Linked DNA regions of Homo sapiens: regions 1, 3, 4, 5 and 6 are each linked to region 2. The links are chromatin loops, found by intact Hi-C in ENCODE. Cell type or tissue: heart right ventricle. All regions are shown on one strand.

Region 1 (4,000 bases), 340 kb after region 2:
GTGGAATCTGAATCCCTGCCTTCCGACTTCCACACACATGCTCTGGACCACCACACACCTTTCCACACCCAGACTACCACTTGCCCCCACCCTGTGGGGCAGAAGCAGCACCAAGGCCCGGGGAGACCACATAAGGAAGACCCTTCCAACAGCATGAGCTGGTGACCAGCTTCCCCACCTGTGAGGAGAGGGATGGGGACACAGCTCAGGGCAATGGACTGTACCAGGTGGCCTGAAGGCCTCTTCTGACTTCTGGAGTCCTCAACCTTAACAAGTACAGTAGTCCCCCTTATCCATGCTTTTGCTTTCAATGATTTCAATTATCTGTGGCCAACTGCTGTCCAAAAATTTAAATGAAAAATTCCAGAAATAAATAATTCATAAGTTTTACATTTTGCACCGTTCTGAGTAGCATGATGAAATCTTACGCCATTCCACTGGGGATGTGCCTCATCCCTTAGTCCAGCCTATCCAGACTGCGTACACTACCTGCCCTTGAGTCACTTAGTAGCTGTCTCGGTTATCAGATGGAGAAAACAGATATAAAGGGTTCAGTACTATATGCGACTTCAGGCCTCCACTGCGGGGGGAGGGGGAGGGTCTTGGAATGTATCCCCGCAGATGGGGATACTGTAAAGCATGAGCAATCTGCAGAAATCCAACACATTTCCCTGCCTTTGTTGCTGAAGTAGCAGTGAATCTGTGCCCTTGGGCTCTGAGAAGTCAGGCCACACCAGTCACGAGTGGCACCTCTGATCTTGGGTCCATGGATGAGGGACTCGTACACCCTCCCAAGTGTGCCTAACTATGTTGGCCCTACCAGGCTTAGGTCACTCCTCACCCCTTAAAGGGGTGTGCTGAGGATCTTCTTAGGCTTGCTCAAGCTAGCCATCCCCACGGCGGGGGAGCTGGTGGTCCCCCTCTGTGATCCTGGGCCAGGGAGAAGCTGGGCAGGGTAGGAGCTGGCTAGGAAGGGTAGCAGGGAGGAGGAGAGAGAACAGTAGACTCATGTCCAGGCCATGTCAGCCTGTACTGACAGATATGTTAGGTCAGCTCTGGGCAAACCGGCCTCTCCTGACTGCCTCAACGGTCTGTAACTGGATATATAAGCTTCTGAGGGCCAAAGAGATGGCGCAAAAGGTGAAAAAGGAAAATGGGGTTGCCTACATGAGTCAGCACCCAGGCCTGCTACCACAGACCAGGGCTGCCTTGCACAACTCCGGGGGCCCCAGGCACGTTGCTTTTATCATGAAGGGTGCTCCCTGACAGTGTGCAAAATCACTGGCCTGCTTAGAATCCATGCTGTAAGTAAAATTCCTGCTTTGGCAAGGGGGCTACTTCCTGACTGACTTGCCTCTTAAAGAGTTAAGACACACAGAGTTCACACTGGCCAAGTGATTGGACAAGAGGAAAGTGCTTTTCCAATGTCAAGTGGTGGTGACATAGTGAATGCTCCTTAGAGCAGAGACTGGCCCTGCTTAGCCCATATATACCAAGCTGTGGCAACACTCTGAGCTCCAGAGACACAGGAGCTTAGCAAAGTACAATCGTGAAAAAGAACTTTGATCATTTCTGGATACTTGCTCTATATTTCAAATCAGTCTTCAGTAAGTCTATCACTTTAGTTTTACCTTCTATTATCCAACTAGTCATCAAAGCATGGCCTCTCTCAGTAATGCAAATTATTCTTTCCCCCTCTCTTCACTTTCTGCCTAGGTCCGTAGAGCAGGGAATGCTTACCAATACTAGATCACAAGGGAGAGGGCTGGGTAGGAGCTGCCATGCTTCTCTCCAATCCCCAAACCCAGGAGGAAGGAGGAAGGGGCTGATTTGATTGGAAGGTGCCTGCCATCCACTCAGGCAGGACCACATCCTAGCATGTGAGATTCCTTGGCCTTAAAGATGGAGAAACAGGGTTGGGCACAAAACCTCCTTTCTAAGAGCAGGTGTGGAGGCTGCTTTCTGGTCCTCTGTTCTATTTGAGACTATGTCTGTAAGGCAGACTTTGGCTCTCCATGCAGCTGGCTGGAGTAACTGTCCATCTTGGAAACCGTCTTTCCTAAATGCAGAACTCCAAATTGGGATTTGGAGGGAGATAGTAGAAAGGCCAAATTTTTACATATATATATATATATATTTAATATTTAGTAGAGACGGGATCTTGCCTTGTTGCCCAGGCTGGTCACAAACTCATGGGCTCAAGCGATCCTCCTGCCTCAGCCACCCAAAGTGCTAGAATTACAGGCATGAGCCACACTGCTCAGCCTGGAAGGCCAAATTTAGATGTGAGTTCAAGCAGCATTCTCCAAATCAGGTAATAGCTTTGGGAGTAGCTAATGTTGGAAATTATTAGGCACCCCTTAATAAAGCTTCATTTGATGTTTTGGGTATGTTTATGATTGATGAAAACTTGAAAGAATGGGGACCGGGCGCGGTAGCTCACGCCTGTAATTTCAGCACTTTGGGAGGCCAATGCAGGCGGATCACTTGAGGTCAGGAGTTTGAGACCAGCCTGGCCAACATGGGGAAACCCTGTCTCTACTAAGAATACAAAAATCAGCTGGGTGTGGTGGTGTGTGCCTGTAATCCCAGCTACTTGGGAGGCTGAGGCAGGAGAATCGCTTGAACCCAGGAGGTGGAGGTTACAGTGAGCCGAGATCGCACCACTGCACTCCAGCCTGGGCAACAGACTGAGGCTCTGTCTCAAAAACAAACAAAGAAACCAAAGAAAAACAAAAAACTTAAAAGAATGGGGATATTACTGGAAACCCAAATTTCCAGCATAAAGTTTTGAGGTTCTTTTAAAATGGAACTCACTTGAAATTCCCTTATTCCCCAGACCAGCAAAACTCAGTTCTATCAGTAACATAATAACTATTAATAGGCAAGTTTCAAATGGTGGAAAAATAATATGTTGAATATATGGGAAGTTACTAGGCTTGCCGTTTAAAACTGAGGATGAAAATTAATTTTCAATTAATGAAGAATATTTATGCCGCTTACTGTCCTCACACCTTCACTATTTCTTTCCTCCTTAAAACTGTTTGATAATGCGGTTTCCTAAGATTTCCAAACTGGGGACATGTTTGTCTAGCAACGTATTTCTTTAAATACACTTCAGAGGTAATTTTCTGTTTCTTCAGAGAGGATCTATTCCTGTGCATCGCTTCCTAATTTTAATAATCCTGAGGTTTACATCAGGCACCCTGTGGTTTACAATACACACAACTCCTCGTGGCTGGTGGCCCCACTGCTCCTTGGATGTTGTTTGCACTTTGGTCCACGGTGGAAGTAACCTGTATGTAACAGTTAACCTTTGGACCTACCCAATGTTACAGTGACTGCCAGGCAAAGGCAACCACTAGTGTCTGAAATCACCCAGGATGAGTTTTCCTTTCAAACTAGAGGATTAAAAGAAAGAAATTGGAAAAAAGACTGAGTTAAAGTGCAAGTTTATGGAACAAGGGATGCTTATGTGATTAGAGATACTGTTTTTACTAAAAGAAAACCTTGCACTGAATGTTTAAAACTTAAGTAGAAATATGGGGTGAATTTTACAGAAACAAATTTGAGTCAGTCACAGAAATGTTATGCTAAGTTAAATAAAACAGAAAAATTCCAAATCCCTCTTCTAAGTAGGGCAAGTCCTTCCCCATTTCTGCTTGCCGACTCTTTTGGAATGGTTTCCATCTGGGCTTGATCCTCATCTCTCACCTGTGGAATTGGCCCTGTCTGAAAGGGACATGGATGTGCCAATGGGCCATGGGCTGCCCGGGTGGTAGAGATGACTGCGAGCTGGAGAAGCGAGGCTGCTGGAGTGGAAATGATGGTGAGGGTTATCGAGGGAATGGATGGGATGGGCACTAATCACAGCTGTGAATGAACACAAGACAGAGAAATGCTTAACATGCTTGCACAAACACACACAAATCACAGTTTAAGAGCAAAGTCACCCCCTTCCCACCTCCCATACAATCCAAACACTCCCTTGGTTTTTTGG
Region 2 (4,000 bases):
TACATACATTTTTTTTGTCTCACTTTCACTCAGTATCATTCTTCTGAGATTCATCCGTGTTGTTGTGTGTCAATAATTTATTTACTTATTTATTTTTCCTGAGTAGTATTCTATCATATGACTAGTCCACAGTTTGTTTATCCATTCATCTGTTGATGAGTATTTGGGTTGTTTCCTGTTTTGGCTATTATGAATAAAGCTGCTATGAACATTCTTGTACAATTCATTTTGTAGACATATATTTCACTTCTCTTGGGCACTGAGATTCGGGAGTAGAATTGGTGGTCATAGATTAGATATGTATTTAACTTGATGGAAAACTGTCAGCAGTTCTTCAAAGTAATTTTGCCATTTTTATCTGCATACTAGCAATGTATGAGAGTTCCTGTTGCTCCACATCCCTATCAATATTTGGTATTTTCAGGTTTAAAAAAATTATTATTGCTATTATTATTTTGAGACAGAATGTCATCCTGCCGCCCAAGCTAGAGTGCAGTGGTGTGATCTTGGCTCACTGCAACCTCCGCCTCCTGGGTTCAAGTAAGTCTCCTGTCTCAGCCTTCTGAGTAGCTGGGATTACAGATGTGCGCCACCATGCCCTGCTAATTTTTGTATTTTAAGTAGAGACGGGGTTTCGCCATGTTGGCCAGGCTGGTCTTGAACTCCTGACCTCAATTGATCCACCCACCTTGGTCTCCCAAAGTGCCGAGATTACAGCCATGAGCCACTGTGCCCAGCATTTAAAAATTATTGAATTAAATATGTGCATGTGAAATGGCACTTCACTGTGGTTTAAAATTTCATATTAGGAGAGATGAGTTGAAGCTGAGATCTAAAGGATGAGAAGTAGACCAGGTAAAAAAGATGGGTTGTTCAGTATTTGGGGCAAAGAGAACAAAATATGCAAAGGCCCCCAAGGTGAGATGAAGCAGAACCATCACAAAGAACTGAAAGGGAATGTGGTGTGGGGTGAGGCTGCTGGGGGAAGTGGTGGGAAGCACTGAGCCATTCACCTTCAAGGAATCACGTGGATCTGCTCAATGTTCCTACCAGCAGTCACCATGGTGAACTAAAAAGCAAATAAAAAGGAATGTCCTAGGCTGTGTAAAACACCAGGAATTTCATATTATCCTGGGAAGTAGTCACGGAGGCTCATAAAAGCCAACATTGAATTTCTTGTCATCTCAGCAGAAAGGTACTCAGACTAGATTAAATCTGATTTATAGAAAGAAAAAAATGAGGCATTTCTGGCAAGTGACCATTGTAGTTGCAAATTCATGCTTATCGCATATGAAAGAGTAGGATTGCTGAGTAGTGTTGAATATCCTTTTGAAGTTTGAGATCATGAATTTAAAATGAAGTCATTTAGAAGGTTTGTATGATTTTTCTCTGGCAACACTCAGCTGCTCAGGTACAGGCATGGTACCTTACTTCAGACTATAGTGCTCAGTCAGGTCGTGGTTTTTCCAGGAAAGTATGTTGAAAGTTGAGGTGGGCAAGGGAATGATTATAATGATGAATCATGGGCTCTAAATTGGACCAAGAAAGAAATGAAGAATGGATAAAGACAAATTGGTGGTATTAGCAGATTAGTGGTCTCAGTGAGGTTGAAGAATTACAGCAAATAGGGTATTAGCACAAGGAACTGAAAGGCTAGGTGTTGGTGAATGGACAGTGGGGTATTACATTTTCATATTTCAAAGATGAAGTACTTTTTGGGTGATTAAAGTGTTGACAGTGTGAGCTCAGAAGTGTTGGTTTAATTGAGGAGAAAGTTGTTGGACGTGAGAAGGTAAAAGGATTAAGAGATCAGGATACTGAATAGGTCACGAACATGGATGTTGAACTCACCCAAGGATGAAGTTCAAGGATGGTGCCAGCAGGCATCGGAAGGGGCAGGGAAAAGATTACATTGACTGGGAGGTCGGAGGATGACAACAATCAAGATGAGTGGGGTGGTCATCTGAATAGCAAGAGCTTTAAAGGGGCAGAGATATTTACAAGAGGGAGGAAACCATTAGGAAGTTCAAGGTCAACTCTAGGAACAGTACAAGCCTTTTGACTAACATCCTTGAGTGAATCACGTTCAAACCAAACCACGCGAAGCCTTTCAGTTGGGAATGCTGTATTCCAGACCTTTCCACCAGGGGGCGCGATCAGCAACGGAGAGCCTAACTACAAGCAGTCCCTCGAGGCCAGGTAAGTGTGTCTCAGCTTGAGCTCTGAGGACCCCTAGGGCTCTTCTAAGGTATTGCAAAGAGCTCAGCCATCCTCTGGCACAGCCACACACACTTGCAGAGATTTTTTTTTTTTACAGTGTATGTAAATCTTGAACAACAAAAAAATACAAATTCCTAAATTCTTTTAAAGAAGTTACTGACTTAGGCCGGGCGCGGTGGCTCACGCCTGTAATCCCAGCACTTTGGGAGGCCGAGGCAGGTGGATCACAAGGTCAGGAAATCGAGACCATCCTGGCTAACACAGTGAAACCCCGTCTTTACTAAAAACATAAAAAATTAGCCGGGCGTGGTGGCAAGAGCCCGTAGTCTCAGCTACTCGGGAGGGTGAAGTAGGAGAATGGCATGAACCCGAGAGGCAGAGCTTGCAGTGAGCCGAGATCGCGCCACTGCACTCCAGCCTGGGAGACAGAGCGAGACTCCGTCTCAAAAAAAAAAAAAAAAAAAAAAAAAAAGGAAGTTACTGACTTAGACCAGGCATGGTGGCTCACTCACGCCTGTAATCCCAGCACTTTGGGAGGCTGAGGCAGGCAGATCACCTGAGGTCAGGAGTTTGAGACCAGCCTGGCCAACATGGCAAAACTCTTGTCTCTACTAAAAATACAAAAATTAGCTGGGCATGCTGGCGGATGCCTGTAATCCCAGCTACTTTGGAGGCCGAGGCACAAGAATCTCTTGACCCCGGGAGACGGAGGTTGCAGTAAGCCGAGATCCCGCCACTTCACTCCAGCCTGGGCAACAGAGCAAGACTCCATCTCAAAAAAAAAATTACAGAATTATTAAAAGGTCTTAGTTATTATGTATTTTCTCGATGAAAAGTGACAAAGTACAGCTACTATCATGTGGAATTTGGTGACATTTCTCCCTGGGTAAAAGGGTTTTTTCATAACTGCAGGTTTTGAGAGTTGACTGGTAACACCCATACTTAAAAATGTTCTTCCCAGATCACTTTTTGCAAGCATGAGATAAGAAGAAGAATACAAAGCTGGAGTCAGAATTGTAGTAGCAGCATCAACATCAACATGAGTGTTTACTATGCACCAGAAACTGTTCTAAACATTGCACATAAATTTACTCATTTATTCCTTCTATAATCTTGGAAGGTAGGTGCTATCATTAGCACCATTTGACAGAAAATAAGGTCCAGAGAGATTAGGTCATTTGCCTAAGATGACAGAGCTCCTGGATGGTAATGTTGGTGTTGTGGACTTGAATTTCATCTTTCCATTAGCCGGAACAGTCTATGTTATGTCACAGGAACAAATACCCCTTGAATCTCACAGTTTAATTCAACAGAGGGTACCTGTTCTGTATGGGTTAGCAGGGGGGTTAAGCTTATTATGCTAACTCAGGGACTAATGCTGACACAAGGTTCGTTTTGATATATGCTTTCATCGTCATGATCAGTAATCACTACCAAGACGAAAGAGTATGGGAAAGAGTCTAAACTGGAAATGAAATGCTTCTGCTTGAAGCAATGCATGTTACTTTACACATTTCACTGACCCAAGCACATCCAATGCCACTCCCGACTTCAAGGGGACAAGAAAATGCACTTCTACCATGAGTCTATTAACAAGCAAACCAGATTGTTGGCATTAATGATTAATACAAACATTCTGAGAGCTGGAGCCGTTCGTGTCCTCCTTTGGCTTCAGCTTCCCTATCCACAAAAAGACCATGATCATTTTGTAAGAATCTCTTGTTGTAAGGATCAAAGAGCCACATTTGTTACAGCTATAATGAGGCAGAATGGTTGCATC
Region 3 (4,000 bases), 330 kb after region 2:
ACAGAAGGCAGACCCCATTAGCAAGGGGCTGACACCTAGTAACAGGGTGATGAGGCTTTGCTCCAGGACCCCGAGGAGGGAGAAATTGTAAACTGATGGCAACTCAGACACAAGCTGAGGTCAGTCTGCCTCTTAAAATCTGGATTAGGCTGATTGGAACCCACATTTCTTGACCTGTGTCCCCCTTTGCCCCCTGGACTTCTGAGAGTTCTCAGGTTTAGATTCTTATGGTCACTTCTGGCCCTCAGCTCCTGCTTCTAGCGAACCAATTCCATTCATGGGTCACCCGTGCCATGCCAGACTCATGGCCTGCCCACCGCCATGTTGGCCCAGATGCTGTTTTCTTCACTGGGGGAGTGTCCAGTAACACATTCAAGGCCATGTGCACACAGCAGATGTTACATGAGATTTGGGGAGCTGGAGGGGGTTCACTCCATAGAAGTGCAAATAGGGCAAGATCTTCTCATTTGGCCGGGCGCGGTGGTCCACGCTTGTAATCCCAGAATTTTGGGAGGCCGAGGCAGGTGGATCACGAGGTCAGGAGTTCGAGACCAGCCTGTTCAATATGGTGAAACCCTGTCTCTACTAAAAAATACAAAAATTAGCTGGGCATGGTGGCGGGTGCCTGTAGTCCCAGCTACTCTGGAGGCTGAGGCTGGAGAATCGCTTGAACCTGGGAATCGGAGGTTGCAGTGAGCCGAGATCACGCCATTGCACTCCAGCCTGGGTGACAGAGTGAGACTCTGACTCAAAAACAACAAAACAAACAAACAAACAAAAAGATCTTCCCATTTAAGAAAGGTCTTTGAACACCTTGAGGCCAGCCAGTTCCCACTGGGGTGCTTTCCCACAGAGCCCCTCATTCTTGCACCATCTTGTTGATTATACCGGTTGCGTGTCCCCTCCACCCCTAATTATTTCAGGAAATCCCGAATTATTCTTGTGCTATAGTGCAGCAGGTACTCCCACCAACCTTTTGGAGCTCAGCTTTAGGTCCCTTTCATTTTACAAACCAAGTTCCTAATTGAGGAAAAGGGTGTCTTGAGATGAATATCATCCACCATGCTTAGAGGGTAGTGGTAGTTTTAAGTAGCACTTTTCCAACATTATGTACATTTACAAGATTATTAAAAACAAGTATTATTTTCTCTCAACTACTGTCTCCTACCTCTTCCTCCTGCACCCCTGGTGAACTCCCTCCTTTGGTAGCTGGGAACCCTAGGTTAAGAATCGGGTACCTGCTGTCTGGGGTTCTGTCTGTGGTTAGCAGTGGTTCCTCTTGGCTCCCTGGTTCTCCAATCCCTGCCCATGGCCCTGTCATCATCAATTTGATGGCTTGCTTATTGCTTGTCTCCAGTCTCTCCTGATGGTTCTCCCCACTTCTGGCAGGAAGGTGGCTGCAATTGGGAGAGGTTGATGGATGGGGCAGGAATGGGGTAGGGGAAGAGGTGTTTCTTCTTCGTATACACCCTTGTCCATATGCTCATCTTAGAACAAATCTGCAAGATATTCTTGTGTTAGTTCCCAGCTTGAAGTTGGTCATGAGGCAGCACCATTGTTTCTTTTTCTTTTTTTTTTTTTTTTTTGAGATGGAGTTTCACTCTTGCCCAGGCTGGAGTGCAATGGCATGGTCTCTGCTCACTGCAACGTCCGTCTCCCAGGTTCAAACGATTCTCCTGCCTCAGCCTCCCAAGTAGCTGGGATTATAGGCGCCCGCCACCATGCCTGGCTAATTTTTGTATTTTTAGTAGAGACAGAGTTTCACTATGTTGGCCAGGCTGGTCAAGAACTCCTGATCTCAGGTGATCCGCCTGCCTCTGCCTCCCAAAGTGCTGGGATTACAGGCGTGAGCCACTGGGCCCAGTCCAGCATCGTTTCTCATGACTGTCATCTTTCATCTTTCACGTTTACCCCAGGAGGCCAAACGGCCATGGCTGCTGAAATGGGAGTGTTCTAGCACCAGAACACTGGGGACCTACTAGGATCCCTGCCAGGAGGGGGCTTCTTGTGCGCGTGTGTGAAGCCTTTCAGCACGCTCCAGGGCATGAGTCCTCGTGACTGTTTGTCTATCCATCCAAGAGACAAGCATCTGCTATTGTCAGAAACTGCCCCTGGCATTAGACATTCAGAAAGGAGTGAGAAATAATCTTGTCCCCACTGAGCCCACAGGGCCCAGGAAAAGACTCAAACAAATCATGGTAATATGTGCCAAGAGCTCCACCTAGGGACGCACAGGAGGGATAGTAGCAGCAGACGCCCGGCACTTAAGACAGAATGGCAGTAAAGAGGACACTCCAGGCAGACTGAGAATGGCCTCACTGGTAGCTTTCTGTGGCCACACCCCTGGTACACAAGGCAACATTAGTCTGGACCTGGAGGCTGTGGCAGACAAGCACCAACCTGCAGCTATGGGAGCATGGACTTCATCCTGAGCCCAGTGGAGTGTGGCTAATGGGAAGGACGGGATTTGGGCTTCCTAAAGTACACTCTAGCCACAGAGCAGATGAACAGTGGGGCAAAGGGAGCAGTGAGGACACTGTGCTCTGTGTTTAGCCCTCATTCTATTATTGCAAGCTCAGGCCTCTGGCTGCTGAGGTCCCCTATTCCCTGGCCCAGACTCTGGGACACCACGAGGAATCTTACACAGTGAACACAGTAAGGTGAGGCAGCCTGGGGCAAGCGGGCATCCCAGGAGACATCTGCTCCAGCTTCAGGTCCCTATGAGTGGTGGGGCTGGGAGTGGGGAGGCCAGGCCCCACGTGGACAGTCAGTCTGCCCTAACAGAATGCGCTGCCGCGGCAGGGACATGGCCTGCACTCCATTCAGGGACGGCTGCCAGGGGCCCCCTCTGATTCCTCAGGCTGCTCAGTCCCTGCAGGGCAGCAACAGGGGGATGGGAACAGGGACAAGACTCATTTTTGGTACTGGTGGACGGTCCAAACACCTCCTGCAGCCTCCTGGCTCACCTGCCACCCTTCCCTGAGTCTCCTCATAGACTACTGGCTTTACAGTTGTGAAGGCAACCGTGAAGTCAGTTAGAGGCTGGGAAGCAGGGGGCCCCAAAGTTGTTGTTATTTTTTTTTTTTAAGGACAAAGGAAAATAACTCTTTGACCAGACCAGAGTTTGATTGGATTAAAAAAGTGTATTGGATTTCCAATACTAAATAAAAACATGAAATCGTTTTTAAAAAGCCATAGAGTTTACAGCATCAACTACAGAAAAGGCCAAACAAGTGTGTACAGACGCCAGTCCCAGCAGCCCTCTGGGCCCCTCCCACAGGCAGTGCGGCGACAGACACAGGTGTTCCAAATCCCCCCGAGGAAGCTGCTGAGCGGCAGCTCAACCAGGACACTACAGGACACACAATGGTTTAGTTTCGAAAATCACAGGAAAATGTAAGAAAATGTATTAAATTGTGAAAAGGTGCAATACAGAATAGCTTTCCTTTTTCTTAATTTTTTAAAAAACCCCCAACTTTGAACAGTTATTTTATTTAAAAATAGGCCCCTCCCCCACCCGCCCCAATTCTGTGGCAGTATCCAGGTACCAAGGCCCTGAGGTAACAGAAGCAGTCAGGGTTTGTGGGAGGAAATGCCCCAAATACTGAGCATGTTCTTTGGGCAAAAGGTAGTTTCTGGGGAATCTGGCCCTCCTGGTGGCCAGAGTGCTGGGACAGCTCTCTTCAGGATCAGTTTAAGTGCACTGGTTTTCCAGAATCCCGCCTGGCACCCCCATGTGACCAGCGAGCTCGGCAGCAGCAGTTCCTGCATTGCACCTTTCATTGCCCCCCAAATCATAAATACAAAGAGTTCATCTTGTAAAAAAGCAAGTATGTGACAAGATCAAACATGGCAAATCCCCAAGTTCAAAGGCAGGTGGCCTGGGGTACCCACTGGTGGTTTCAGCAGCTGATCTCTTCTTGGCTATAGAACTGAAGCCCGATTTACTGTCTACACTGCCTTCCACGCTGTCTTCTGGGGATCTGTTGGGGAGTAGGGG
Region 4 (4,000 bases), 63 kb before region 2:
TCAGAAATGCAACAGAGAGCAATACTACGGTCACATCCCCACAGAACTTACATTTTAATGGGAGAGAGAGACAAATGGGCACACAGATTCTCGTCAGCATGTGACTAAGGTATGTGAGGAAAAGGAGCCAGCAGGTTAGTAAGTAAAGCAACAGCTTTTCAAAAATCTGGCAGGTACTTTACACCTGCCTGCACCATGTGCATTTCCCCATGAGCGTAAGTAATGTTATAAATTGGGGAGTCCAAAAAAGTATCCACCAAAAATGTCAATAGTGGTTTCTCTGGAGGAGAGAGAATCACAAGTGCTTTTTCTTTTTTTCTTTTTTTTTCTTTTCCTAACGAAACACGATTTGTTTTTATACAAGAAAGAATACCCGTACCTTTAAATATGGTGGTGAGGCACATGCTCTTTAAAGCAATTAAGCTGAAATTTATAGGGAATGAAAAAGAGCTGACATACAGAGAACCCCGTAGAGGAAACAGCAGGTGGAAGGCCCTGAGGCAAGACTGGCCTTGCTGTGTGAAAATATCGGGGAGCGTCCAGTGTGGCAGACACATCTGATGGGAGGGCATGTCCCACCCAGACCAAAGATGACTTGAAGAGACCAGTGAGGAATCTAACTTTTTCTATGAGTAATGGGAATCACTGGGGAGTGTTTTAATCACGCATAATCTGAGTAGCAATGCTTAAAACTCACTCTAGCTCCTCTGTGGAGACTGGACTGTGGCAGGGCAAGGGGGAGGCCAGTTAGGGGCGGTTTCAGCTGTCCCTGTAAGAGGTGAGGGTGGTGTGGCTTCAAAGGGTGGTAGTAGAGAAGAAGAGAGGGATCAGATTCAAGGTTTATTTAGGAGGGAATCAACAGGACTTGCTGATGAGTCAGAAGTGAGGGGAAAAGGCCCGGCATGGGAGGCCGAGGCAGGTGGATCACCTGAGGTCAGGCGTTCGAGACCAGCCTAGCAGATATGGTGAAACCCCACCTCTACTAAAAAATAGCCAGGGGTGGTGGAACACACCTGTAATCCCAGCTACTCAGGAGGCTGAGGCAGGAGAATTGCTTGAACCTGGGAGGTGGAGGTTGCAGTGAGCCGAGATCGCGCCACTGCACTCCATCCTTGGCAACAGAGCAAGACCCCATCTCAAAAAAAAAAAAAGAGGAGGAGGAGGAGGGGAGGAGGGGAAGCGAACCCCCCCACCCTGGCACTACCATTCTCCGGTAATGGTTAGATTGTGTGCTTCGAGCACTAGCAAAGCAGGCACACTCAAAATGTGGGAAGATCAACCTTGAAACAATGCTAATTGAATACAGCACTCATTAAAGGTTTCCTGCATTTAGAAAAATAACATTGACTTTATGGTTATTATTTTTATTGTGAATCATACTCAGTATCATAATCTTTGCAGTACCTAGAGATCTCTAAAGTTCTTAAGCTAGCCTTGGATCTCTTGCTGAAACCCCTGGTGCCCCAGGCCAGTTCTCATGCCCTGTCAGTCGAACCAGGGTGCCCCTTGGAGGGGACATTTGGGGGAATGAAACCTGGTAAGTCACCCAGACAAAACCCTTTCTTGCTCTAGAGAAATCAGAGCAGCCGTGGGTAGAGACAGGCACTTCTTTATGGCCACAAGATGGCGCCAGACCCTCAGCTTTGTCTTCCCCACGGAGGAAGCCGTCTCAGAGCAGAGATGCTGATGAGAATTTGAAATGTGATGAGGATATTGTTATTAAAGTAGCTATTATTATTGAGTGCTTCCTGTGTGCCAAGCACCGTGTGGGGAGAGTCACATCGTTTATTCTACACAGTTATTGGGCACCTACTATGCAACAGCCGCTCTGGCCCTGAGATGGACCCTGCTCTTTGAACAGGGAGGAAGCAAGCAAACGCCAGGTGGGGGCGAATCTAGGCAGAATAACGCAGGGAGGCCAGGGATAGGGAGGGAGGAGCGGAGGTGTGCTATTTTATACAAGGGAGCTAGGAGAGCCTTGAGAGGAGGTGACATTGAGCAAAGACCTCCACAAAATATGGGATCCAGTCATGCAGACGTTTAGGGGCAGAAAGTTCCAGGCAGAGGAAAGAGCAAGTGGAAAGGTCCTGGGAGGGGGCGCACACAGTGTATTCAAGAAATAGCACGATCTCATTTAGCACTCATGTTCCCATTTTACAGACAAGGAAATGGAGGCTAAGAACAGTAACGTGAGTTGCCTACTGGATCCCACAGGTGGAAGTAAGGTATGGCCCTGCTAGCCAGAGCTGGCTTGGCAGGACCCCTAACAGGCGTGGGCACCCCCTCCCCAACTGCCACAATCACTGTCCCTCCCCTCCCGTCCCCATGCTGCTACCCTCACCTGTGAGGCAGAACCACAGTGCTCCCAGGGCTGCACCCACATGCACACCCATGCCAGGGCTGCCCCGCCGACGCAGCATCTTCCTGTGAGGCGGCTGACAGCTGGGCTCCCCGTGGTGGAAGGCTGCCCCTGCCTGGGAGAAAGAGGACGCAAGGCCTTTGTCTCCAAAGGTTCTCCCCAGACCATCTCTTGCCTCATCTCTCCTGGACCAGAGTGGGGAAGGCTGCAACTGCCCACTGGGAGGTCCTCATTCCCATATCCCACCGGGCCCCCTGCTGAGGAATCTTGGTGACAGATGCTTGGCAGGGAGTCCCTGGGGAGGCCTGACAGGGAAGATGGGGTAGGGGGCAGCTGGGATCCACCCTTTCAGCTAAGATGTTAGTATCCAAATATAAGGAAGAGGAGGCAAGGCGGCAAGTGAAGGCAAGGTTGGCTTGCTCTGGGGCTAGGATGTGTGCAGATCAATTTGGCAGACAGTAGCTGGTAGGGCAGAGCAGGAGCTCCTGTGGGGGCCAGACTTAGAGATGGGCTGACAGGTGTGAAATGTATCCTAAAGGCAGTTGAGAGCCACTGAAGCTTCCTGAATAAGGGAAATACACGGTCAGAGCTGAGCTTCATGAAGATTAATCTGACAGCACCTCCACCCGCTATCTGATGGGAGGGTATGTTTCAGCCAGATCAAGCAGGGCTTTGAGAGACCAGTGAGGAATTTGGGTTTTTCTATGAGTAATGGGAATCACTGGGGAGCATTTTAATCACACATAATCTAGGTAACAATGTTTAAAACCCACTCTAGCTCCTCAGCATAGACTGGATTGTATCAGGGCAAGGGAGAGGCCAGTTAAGAGGCTATTTCAGGCTGAGTGCAGTGGCTCATGCCTGTAATCCCAGCACTTTGGGAGGCTGAGGCAGGCGAATCACTTGAAGTCAGGAGTTTGTGACCGGTTTGAACAACATGGTGAAACCCCATCTCTACTAAAAATACAAATAATTAGCTGGGCATGGTGGTGGGCACCTGTAATCCCAGCTACTTGGGAGGGTGAGGCAGGAGAATTGCTAGAACCCAGGAGGCAGAGGTTGCAGTAAGCCAAGATTGCACCACTGCACTCCAGACTGGGTGACAGAGCCAGACTCGATCTCAAAAAATAAAAATAAAAAAAGAGGCTAATATAGCCATCCCTGTAGGAAGGTATAGTGGTGGAATAAATGAAGGGCCAGACAGGAGACAAAGCATGTCTGGGTAAAAGTGACAGTATCTGAGGACTTGGGTAGAGAGAAAGAGCAGTCAGGTTGGCCGTGGTTTTGAGCCTCAGTGACAGGGTGGAGCATTCACTGAGGCAGAGAAAATGGAAGGGTTCAGTATAGCTTGTGTGAAATCAGCAGTATTTGCAAAGAAGCTTCTAGGACAGAGTTTTAGGAGGCGACTAGGTGTATGAGTGTGGGAATGCAGAGAGAGAACATTTGCTAGCTTAACACATCTGTATTGAGTGACCAAGACAGATCAGAAGTGGAAGAGGCAAGGACTTGGGGATGACCTCAAGGCTGGAGTCAGGACTGAGTAAGAGGCAAGTCTGTGGCTGCAGGTCAGGCCTGAGCTGGGGATGAGAAGGGCAGACATCCCTAAATCCAGCCCTGCTCCCAATCCCAGCCACCCTCCAG
Region 5 (4,000 bases), 400 kb after region 2:
CAAACAGTTGGCTTTTAGGAACTGTCATTCATGTGAGGAAACAGCTATACCTGTCTTGAGAAAGTAATTAAAGAGCCTCAAACTACTCCATTGAAGAAATTATTCTAATTTATTGAATTAAAATTCTTACTTTAAAATACTGATAATTTGCCTTCAAATTGCAGATTAAAATTTGTGTAGGTCTACATGACCATATGCCAATTTGTCTGATTGTGAGCATTTGCACTGCAGAGAAGTGCTTTTTGGTAATTTTCTATAGTTCTTTTAAGTTACTTTATTTTAATTAAAAAATCCAACAATAGTACCCACACAATATTTACAGAGGATTTTTTCTCTATAATCAGCTAGGTCCCCTGGAAAAGAATACTGTAGTAACAAAAATTATTTTTCAGAGATACTTGAGATACCTAATACTATTTTCTCTTCGGCTAAATCTCTCAATCACAGGATTTATAAGGAAGGATCAACTGATTTCTTACAATTTAAGGTTTCTGACACTTGGTCTGATCATGGATGATCCCTGTCTTAAAGGGAAGTACAGCTGATGCTTGAACAAGACAGGTTTGAACTGTGTAGGTCCACGTATAAGCGGATATTTTTCAACAGAAGTTACACCGAGTGCGCCTGCCTTTCCTGCCCTGCTTCCATTTCCTCCACCTCTTCTGCCTCTGCTACTCCTGAGACAATAAGACCAACCCCTTTTCTTCTTCTTCCTCCTTTTCAGTCTACTCAACCTGAAGGTGAAGACCTTTAGGATCATCTACTTTCACTTAATGTACAATAAATAGTTTCTCTTAAGATTTTTTTGTTTGTTTGTTTTGAGACAGGGTCTCACTCTGTCACCCAGGCTGGAGTGCTCTGGTGTGATCTTGGCTCACTGAAGCCTCCACCTCCTGGGTCCAAGGGATTCTTGTGCCCTGGCCTCCAGTACGTAGCTGGGACTACAGGTGCACACCACCACGCCCGGCTAATTTTTGTATTTTTAGTAGAGACAAAGTTTTGCCATGTTGGCCAGGCTGGTCTCAAACTCCTGGCCTCAGGCGATCCACCCGCCTCAGCCTCCCAAAGTGCTGAGACTATAGGCATGAACCACCACACCTGGTCCCTTATGATTTTTTTAATAACATTTTTTCTCTAGCTTACTTTACTGCAAGAATACCGTATATAATACATATAACATAAAAATATGTACTAACAGACTGTTGATGTTATTGGCAAGGCTTCCAGTCAACAGTAGGCTACTAGTGGTTAAGTTCTGGGGAGTCAACTGTATTGTATTTTACACTAAACTAAAGGCTCTCTGAGAGAGTACAGATCAGGTCTCTTTTGTTCACCCCACACAGGAAAGTTGAAACAAGTTTTCTTCTAGAAAGACACAGGAGGGGGACTATTTTACTTCAAACTGAAGTAAAAGACTGTCTCATTCATGTTCGTGTACGACAGAAGCACGTAGCAGAATGCTCATACAGGGAAGCTGCATCCCAAACATACATTGAATGAATAAACGAAAATCTGCCTTCTGATATGTAAATCTTGTATACTAATATCATATATATATTTTTTGTTTGCTTCTATGTGAAAGGGAAAAAATGGGAGAAATAAGTGAAGGTTACTAATACCCACATCAAATTTCTATAGAAGCATTACCATTAAAAAAAATCAGTCATAGGTGATCTGACACTATTGGTCTGAGGTCCCAGAAACAAGTTACTGTGCAGAAAAACCACCCTTGGTTTTGGGATAAGATTCAAGGAGCATTTGAAACAACAATTCTCTTAAGTGTGTGGGGTTACAGTGGGACTCAGGTTAGAATGTGAAAGCTAAGAATCAAAAGGGAAAGAAAAGGGCACACTTTATAGAAAGAAAGCACTGGGCTGGAAGTTAGGAGATGCAATTCTAGTTCTGGCAATGCTACTAGCTTGTGAGGAAAAGTCACTAATGCTTTCTGGGCCTCACTTTCTTTATGTATTAAACGAAAAAATGAGACAGGGTGGGCAAACTTTTTCTTAAAGGGCCTGGTAGTAAATATTTATAGGCCAAGAGGCAAAATGGAGGATATTATATAGTTACCTATGTAACATTTCAAATGTAACTATTTAAAAATGTAAAAACTATTCTTAGCTCCGGGGCCATAAAAATAAATAATTGCTCCAATTTGGCACAGGGTCCATGGTTTGCTAACCCCTTGACTAGACTAACAGATCTCTAAGGCTTCAATCCAACTTTAAAGTGCTATGAATAGCAGAAATACCTTACTTTCCACTTCCCACTTAATGGTTAATATAGAAAAGTACTGCTTTTTTAAGAAAGATGAAATTTTCATAGCTGAAAAGGCAGAGAGGAAGGACCCTCTGAAATCTCTGGCAACTCAGGTACCCATAAGAATTACAGCTCATGACCAAGGCATATGGTGCCACCTGGTGGCTGAATTTTCAAATGCAGGAAGTGGGTGAATTTGTAAATGCAGGTAGTGGCATACATTCTCACATTGAATTCTTACCACACGTCTGTGAAGTAAATATATTACTTTTGTTTTTTAGATGAGAAAATTTAAGCCGATAAGATTAATAAGAAAGTTTTGTTTATGTAACAATTAGCCAGGATATAGTCTTACGACTTAAAAAAATTAACTTCTCCTTCATTGCCTCTATTCAGAAATCATAAAGTAATGAAGCAACAAAAAACTATTATGGTCTCCCAAAATCTTCCTTTTAAATATTTCCCAAATTTGTCCTATCCACTTCAAGTCGCTGCTTTCATCTTCATCCAAGCCGACGACTAGCACGTATCTAGGCTAACATAATTACTACCCAATTTTGTCTCCCTGACTCTATTTTTTCTCTCCTTTAATCTTGGGTAGTGTTCCCAAAGTACTGTTTAATAAAATCACAGTGTACAACTTTCTTAACAGTCAAAAATGGTCCCTTCTTATCTGATTATGTCCAAATTCTCACTGGCATTCCAGCATCTGGCTCCAAACGTCCACTTTATTCTAATCTCTTACTAATTTCTGCCAAAAGCTCTGGGCCAGTTTGGCCAGCTTTCTTGCCTTTGCATCCTTCTCACAGCATACACACAGATGGCCTTACCTTGCACTTCCTCTTCCTTTACATACACTAGTCATGCCCACCTGCCCCTGCCAACTCAACTTCTGTATCTCTTCCAACTACAAATTAATTTACTAATCATTCCTGCTTACTCCAACCCACAATCTATCATAAAATTTAAATAAGTGTGTCTCATTGAAAACATTTAAATATAAAAGTACACACAGTTAAAAAAAAATAAGTCTCAATTCTCTTTTGTCAAAACCTGTCCTGCCCTGAGAGCTGACTGTGGCACATATTGACGCATATCTCACCAGACAGTCTCCATGCCAGGGTTTCTCAACCTTGGCACTACTGAGACATTGGGCAGGATAATTCTTTGTTGTGGGACTGTCCTGTGCATGGCAGGATGTTCATCAGCATCCCTGGCCTCTATCCACTAGATGTCAGTAAGTACCTCTACTGGTACTTACTGACGCTGTACCAGGCATTGCCAAATATCCCGAGGGATGAGGGGGCAAAACTGTCCCTGGTTGAGGATCACTGCTTTAGGCATTTACATACACATCAAAATATACAGACAGGTCATTTAAAAAAAACTGCTGCCACCATACTTACGGGTATACATACAGTCATGCACTGCTTAACAACAGGGATATGTTCTGACAAATGCATCACGTGATTTCATCGTGTGAACATCACAGAATGCACTTATGCAAACCTCGATGGTATAGCTAGGTGTATATCCCACACACCTAGGCTGTATGGGATAGCCTATTGCTTCTAGGCTACGAACCTGCACAGCATGTTACTGTACTGAACGCTGTAGGCAATGCGAACACAATGGCAAGTGTCTATGTGTCTAAACACAGAAAAGGTACAGTAAAAAGACAGTGGTATAATCTTATGGGATCACCATTGTATACGCAGTCTGTCTGACTGAAGCGTTGTTA
Region 6 (4,000 bases), 76 kb after region 2:
TCTGACTAAAAACCACTTGATTCTCAGGATAGGTTATGCAGTCTTGTTTTCCAGTGGCCATACAAAGTGGAATACCATGCAAAAAACTTTTTTTTTTTTCAAATTTTGTGTATTTGATATACTTAAAATGTGGGGGAAATGGCCAGTATATCTGAGGCTCCCGGTTTTGTCAATGTTAAAACGTTTCTGATCCCAAGCATTTCAGATGAGGAATACTCAACCTGTAGCTACTTAAGGAATGTTTTTTTATGCACTCATATTGTGCCACAAAATTTCTCACTACACCAGGGATGGTAGTAAAAGGGTCCCTGTATTTCCATGTGTTATACTTTCAAAAGTTGTTACTGACCGAGTTTAACTCATGTAATGCAATTTGAGGCTGAACTATAGCCTGGATAAACTGTCTAGCCCCATTAACAATTGCTCGTATCCAAGAGAGAGGGTACTGCAGGTATGGAATCAATCTAAGATCGGCAGAATCTCCTAGAGTTGGACTAAAGAGTGAGAAGCAGACAAACAGCACCCAAATTTGTTAAGTACCAGAGGGCCCAGCACTGCCAGCTTATGATTACCTTTTATCAAGAAGGGACAGTGGTGTTGTGTTCAGTGGAGAAAAGTTTTACATATTCTCACCTGTATCGTAATTATAGTTCCGGATTCGAAGGGAAAGTACTCGTCTGCCTTGGGGGTCAAAAGGAGGATAAAATGAGGTATATACAGGTTGAGTCTACCTACTACCAAAATCCATAATCTGAAATGCTCCAAAATCTGAAGTTTTTTTTGTGTGCTCACATGAGGCTCAAAGGAAATGCTCATTGGAGCATTTTGAATTTTGGATTTTCAGATTAGGGATGCTGAACTGGTAAGTATAATGCAGATATTCCAAAATCTAAAAAAATTCAAAATCTGAAACATTTCTGATCCCAAGCATTTCAGATGAGGGATACTTAACCTGTAGCTACTTAAGGAATGTTTTTTTATGCACTCATATTGTGCCACAAAATTTCTCACTACACCAGGGATGGCAGTAAGTGAAAGAGTCCCTGTATTTCCATGTGTTATACTTTGAAAAGTTATTGACTGAGTTTAACTCATGTAATGCAATTTTTCCTCCAAAGGAAAACCAACTCTACCAACAATCACAAAGATAAAAACTTGCGCCAGAGAAACACAAATTAAGTACTGCTTACAATGTAAGTATGGCCTTCTGTAGCAGTCTTAAAAATTATATTCAAATGAATGTGCCTCTATTGACCTTGTTACAAATTCTTCAGTAATTGGTGTTATAAGATATTTTAGTTCATTTCAGAGCAGCTGATACTGATGAAGCCAGTTCTGTCTGCCCAGTTTAGGGACTGGAAAGGAACATTTTTCAGCTGCGTTGTTTTTTGTTGTTGTTTGGATTTTTTAAGATGGAGTCTCACTCTATTGCCCAAGCTGGAGTGCAGTGGTGTGATCTCGGCTCACTGCAACCTCCGCCTCCCGGGTTCAAGCAATTCTCCTGCCCCAGCCTCCTAAGTAGCTGGGATTACAGCTGCCCACCACCATGCCCAGCTAAATTTTGTATTTTTAGTAGAGACGGGGTTTCATCATGTTGGCCAGGGTGGTCTTGAACTCCTGACCTCAAGTGATCCGCCTGCCTCAGCCTCCCAGAAGTGCTGGGATTACAGGCATGAGCCAGTGTGCCCCGCCATCAGGTGCATTGTGTCACATGTTTATATAAATGCCATTTCAGAAGACATATTTTAAAATCAACACTTTTCACTACTATTATATCTTTACAAAGAGGTGAAAATTGTCACCTTCTTAGGTGGCTTATTCCCAGAGGCCTACTAGTCTTACCTCACGTCTGGGGGCAAGACAAGAATGGCCAGGTAGCAGCAGGGCCAGAATGTCATCTTGTTAGGCATATGGAGATCAGAATTTCACACCACATCCCTGAGCGTGCTGTTTGAACCAAAGTTTTGTGTGGCACACGGTGTAGTTGTGAGTGACAGTGCATAATCCCTTTATAATTTCCAAATACATATTTCTTTACAGATCTTTAGGTTCCTGAAACTGGTGGCAACATGACCTGCTAAAATTTTCTGCTTGGACCTCTTTGGTTCTCTCCCCTTTCAAGTGAGCAACACCACAATGACTGTCTAAAGCATGCCTTATTTAGCCTCTCCTGTAAGGGTGATCTAGCCAGGTACATTTTAAACAATGCTTCAGTGTAGAAGGTGTAAACTATTTTGGGCTTGATGTGCTGTGAATGTTGCTTTTTTTTTTCCTTTGTTAAAATATTTAAATAGAAGTGAAAAGGTCCTCTGAGGATCAGATCATGCATGCGCCATTTTTTACTTAATGCAGCTGTTAAATTGGCAAAGCTCTAAAATGCACTGCTGCCATCTAGTGATACACTTTTGTAAAGTACAGCAAAACCTACAGATATATACAGTATATAAATATATATATATATATATTTATATTTTTGGGGGTGGGAGAAATCCAAAATAAAGTAAATGCTTGTTTCATTTTTAAGCTGCTGATATTCATTCCTTATTGTATGTTGTCAGATGAGGAAATTGTGCAGTTCTGGTACATAAAGATGAGTAATATAAACTGAAATCTATAATTTTAAGGGCTTAACCTGTGACTTTAATAAGCTGGAACAGTCCACTGAATGGGTATAATGAATTGCAGTATATACGTATGATTGCTTTTTAAGTGATTATCTTTTCTTCTGTTAAGTCATGTAAATTCATAAATCCTTTTGCACTGATGTGTTGAACCTTATTCTTGTACATTCATTCAATCAAGGCAAACTTTTATAATTTTTCTTTTGTTTCCAATGACCTTGAAATGTTATAGCATGGTAATATTCTATGCAACTATAGTTATACTTTTTGGTTTGACACTGTATTTTTTCACATTGATTTACTGGTTGATGATAGATTTTATAACCTAACGGTTCTCATGCGGTGCGTAATTGTAGATGCATGTACTTGTGTGTTTTGTGTAATTATTGAAGTGCAATGATGTATAAAAAAGTGGATTCACCTGTTTTTAAAAATAAAACATTGATAAAAGGTGTTTGGATAATACTCTTTATTCTAATATCTTCTTTAATTTTAGGAGGAAGCATTTTTCAATACTTTGAAGTTCCTTAGTTATATATGTATATAGAGCATTAATTTCTCAAACCCGCCAGCTTTTTCAGTTCCTTTTCTACCTCTTCCACAAATGCTGGGAAATTCTGATCCATAAGGCACAAACGTAGGAAGGGGCCTAACTCTTCTGCACCCCATGCAGATTGTTCATAGACATGGGGCAGCTCCTCCGATGCCAGAAGAGTCTGCAGGGATACCAGAAAAGTCGTTACAGATTACAGGTAAAAGCAATACCTGGCTAATAGAACACAGGCAAATAGTGCTTTAAGGAAAGATTAGCGAAATACACACCAAAAAAATTAGTGTTAATTAGCTTTACAGGCTTCCTTTACATAGTTTTACTGTTACATTTACAATTTTGTATATTAATATGTATTCTGAATACACATAGCATGTGAGATAATCTTGTTGCCCTAAGGAAAGAATTTCAAATGTACTGATGAAATGTTTGCAAAGTTGAGATTCTACTTTAATGAAGAATACTGTGCTGATAACCTGTGGATTGAAAACAAACCTATCAATGCTATCAATGAATGAGCTCCACTAGCTCAGTTCATCTTCGCCACAGCATAGGTGGCAGAGTGGATGTGAGCAGCCTACTATGTGCTAGCTGCATTCTGAATGTAAGAAAGAGGCCACAGACTCCCAAAGGACATTAGTTCACACGCATCTTTTTCTGGCCATCTGTGAGTTTTGACAAATAGTCGTGTAACTGTCACCACAATCAAAATACAGAACATTTCTTTCACTTCCCAAAAAAATTCCTTTATGTGACCCTTGTGCTAACCATTACCGTCAAACCCTTAACCCTTAATAACTACTGATCTCTTCTCCATATAGTTTTGCCT

What was found. A loop is a pair of places that touch in the nucleus more often than their neighbours do. Peaks named below come from ENCODE experiments on the same cell type or tissue, not always from the same donor. Only the 100,000 strongest peaks of a DNase experiment are listed, where the experiment ranks them.
Region 1: it touches region 2 in a loop (2.8-fold over the local background); 45 of 110 quality-filtered maps call a loop at or near these places.
Region 3: it touches region 2 in a loop (5-fold over the local background); 38 of 110 quality-filtered maps call a loop at or near these places.
Region 4: a loop joins it to region 2, with 6 times the contacts of the local background. A loop is called at or near these places in 85 of 110 quality-filtered maps.
Region 5: a loop joins it to region 2, with 7 times the contacts of the local background. A loop is called at or near these places in 7 of 110 quality-filtered maps.
Region 6: a loop joins it to region 2, with 4 times the contacts of the local background. A loop is called at or near these places in 97 of 110 quality-filtered maps.

What each region holds. Positions count from the first base shown.
Region 1 is chr15:73,293,263-73,297,262 of GRCh38, reverse strand. NEO1 (neogenin 1) reads right to left here. Exons shown (of 29, transcript NM_002499.4): 26 at 3,715-3,873. Among named protein-coding and RNA genes, the nearest start is that of MIR12135, 4.6 kb to the left of the region's middle. In heart right ventricle, no CTCF peak of the experiment used is centred here; no DNase peak of the experiment used is centred here.
Region 2 is chr15:73,634,805-73,638,804 of GRCh38, reverse strand. LOC105370891 (a long non-coding RNA gene) reads right to left here and starts at 2,388. Exons shown (of 3, transcript XR_932451.3): 1 at 2,068-2,388. In heart right ventricle, CTCF peaks have their summits at 1,961 and 2,176 (motif pointing right); a DNase peak (open chromatin) is centred at 2,174.
Region 3 is chr15:73,304,329-73,308,328 of GRCh38, reverse strand. It overlaps NEO1 (neogenin 1), which reads right to left. Exons shown (of 29, transcript NM_002499.4): 29 at 3,124-4,000. Among named protein-coding and RNA genes, the nearest start is that of MIR12135, 6.4 kb to the right of the region's middle. In heart right ventricle, a CTCF peak has its summit at 2,223; a DNase peak (open chromatin) is centred at 2,208.
Region 4 is chr15:73,698,060-73,702,059 of GRCh38, reverse strand. It overlaps CD276 (CD276 molecule), which reads right to left. Exons shown (of 10, transcript NM_001024736.2): 2 at 2,342-2,474. The coding sequence starts at 2,420. Among named protein-coding and RNA genes, the nearest start is that of CD276, 16 kb to the right of the region's middle. RefSeq lists an enhancer at 1-54 and a silencer at 1,606-1,655. In heart right ventricle, a CTCF peak has its summit at 1,615 (motif pointing right); a DNase peak (open chromatin) is centred at 1,629.
Region 5 is chr15:73,239,490-73,243,489 of GRCh38, reverse strand. The region is part of intron 8 of NEO1 (neogenin 1); the gene reads right to left. Among named protein-coding and RNA genes, the nearest start is that of MIR12135, 58 kb to the left of the region's middle. In heart right ventricle, a CTCF peak has its summit at 2,429 (motif pointing left); a DNase peak (open chromatin) is centred at 2,419.
Region 6 is chr15:73,559,089-73,563,088 of GRCh38, reverse strand. REC114 (REC114 meiotic recombination protein) reads right to left here. Exons shown (of 6, transcript NM_001042367.2): 6 at 3,076-3,337. The coding sequence ends at 3,173. It overlaps NPTN (neuroplastin), which reads left to right. Exons shown (of 9, transcript NM_012428.4): 8 at 1,119-1,193; 9 at 2,041-3,075. The coding sequence ends at 1,179. Among named protein-coding and RNA genes, the nearest start is that of NPTN-IT1, 8.5 kb to the left of the region's middle. In heart right ventricle, a CTCF peak has its summit at 2,395 (motif pointing left); no DNase peak of the experiment used is centred here.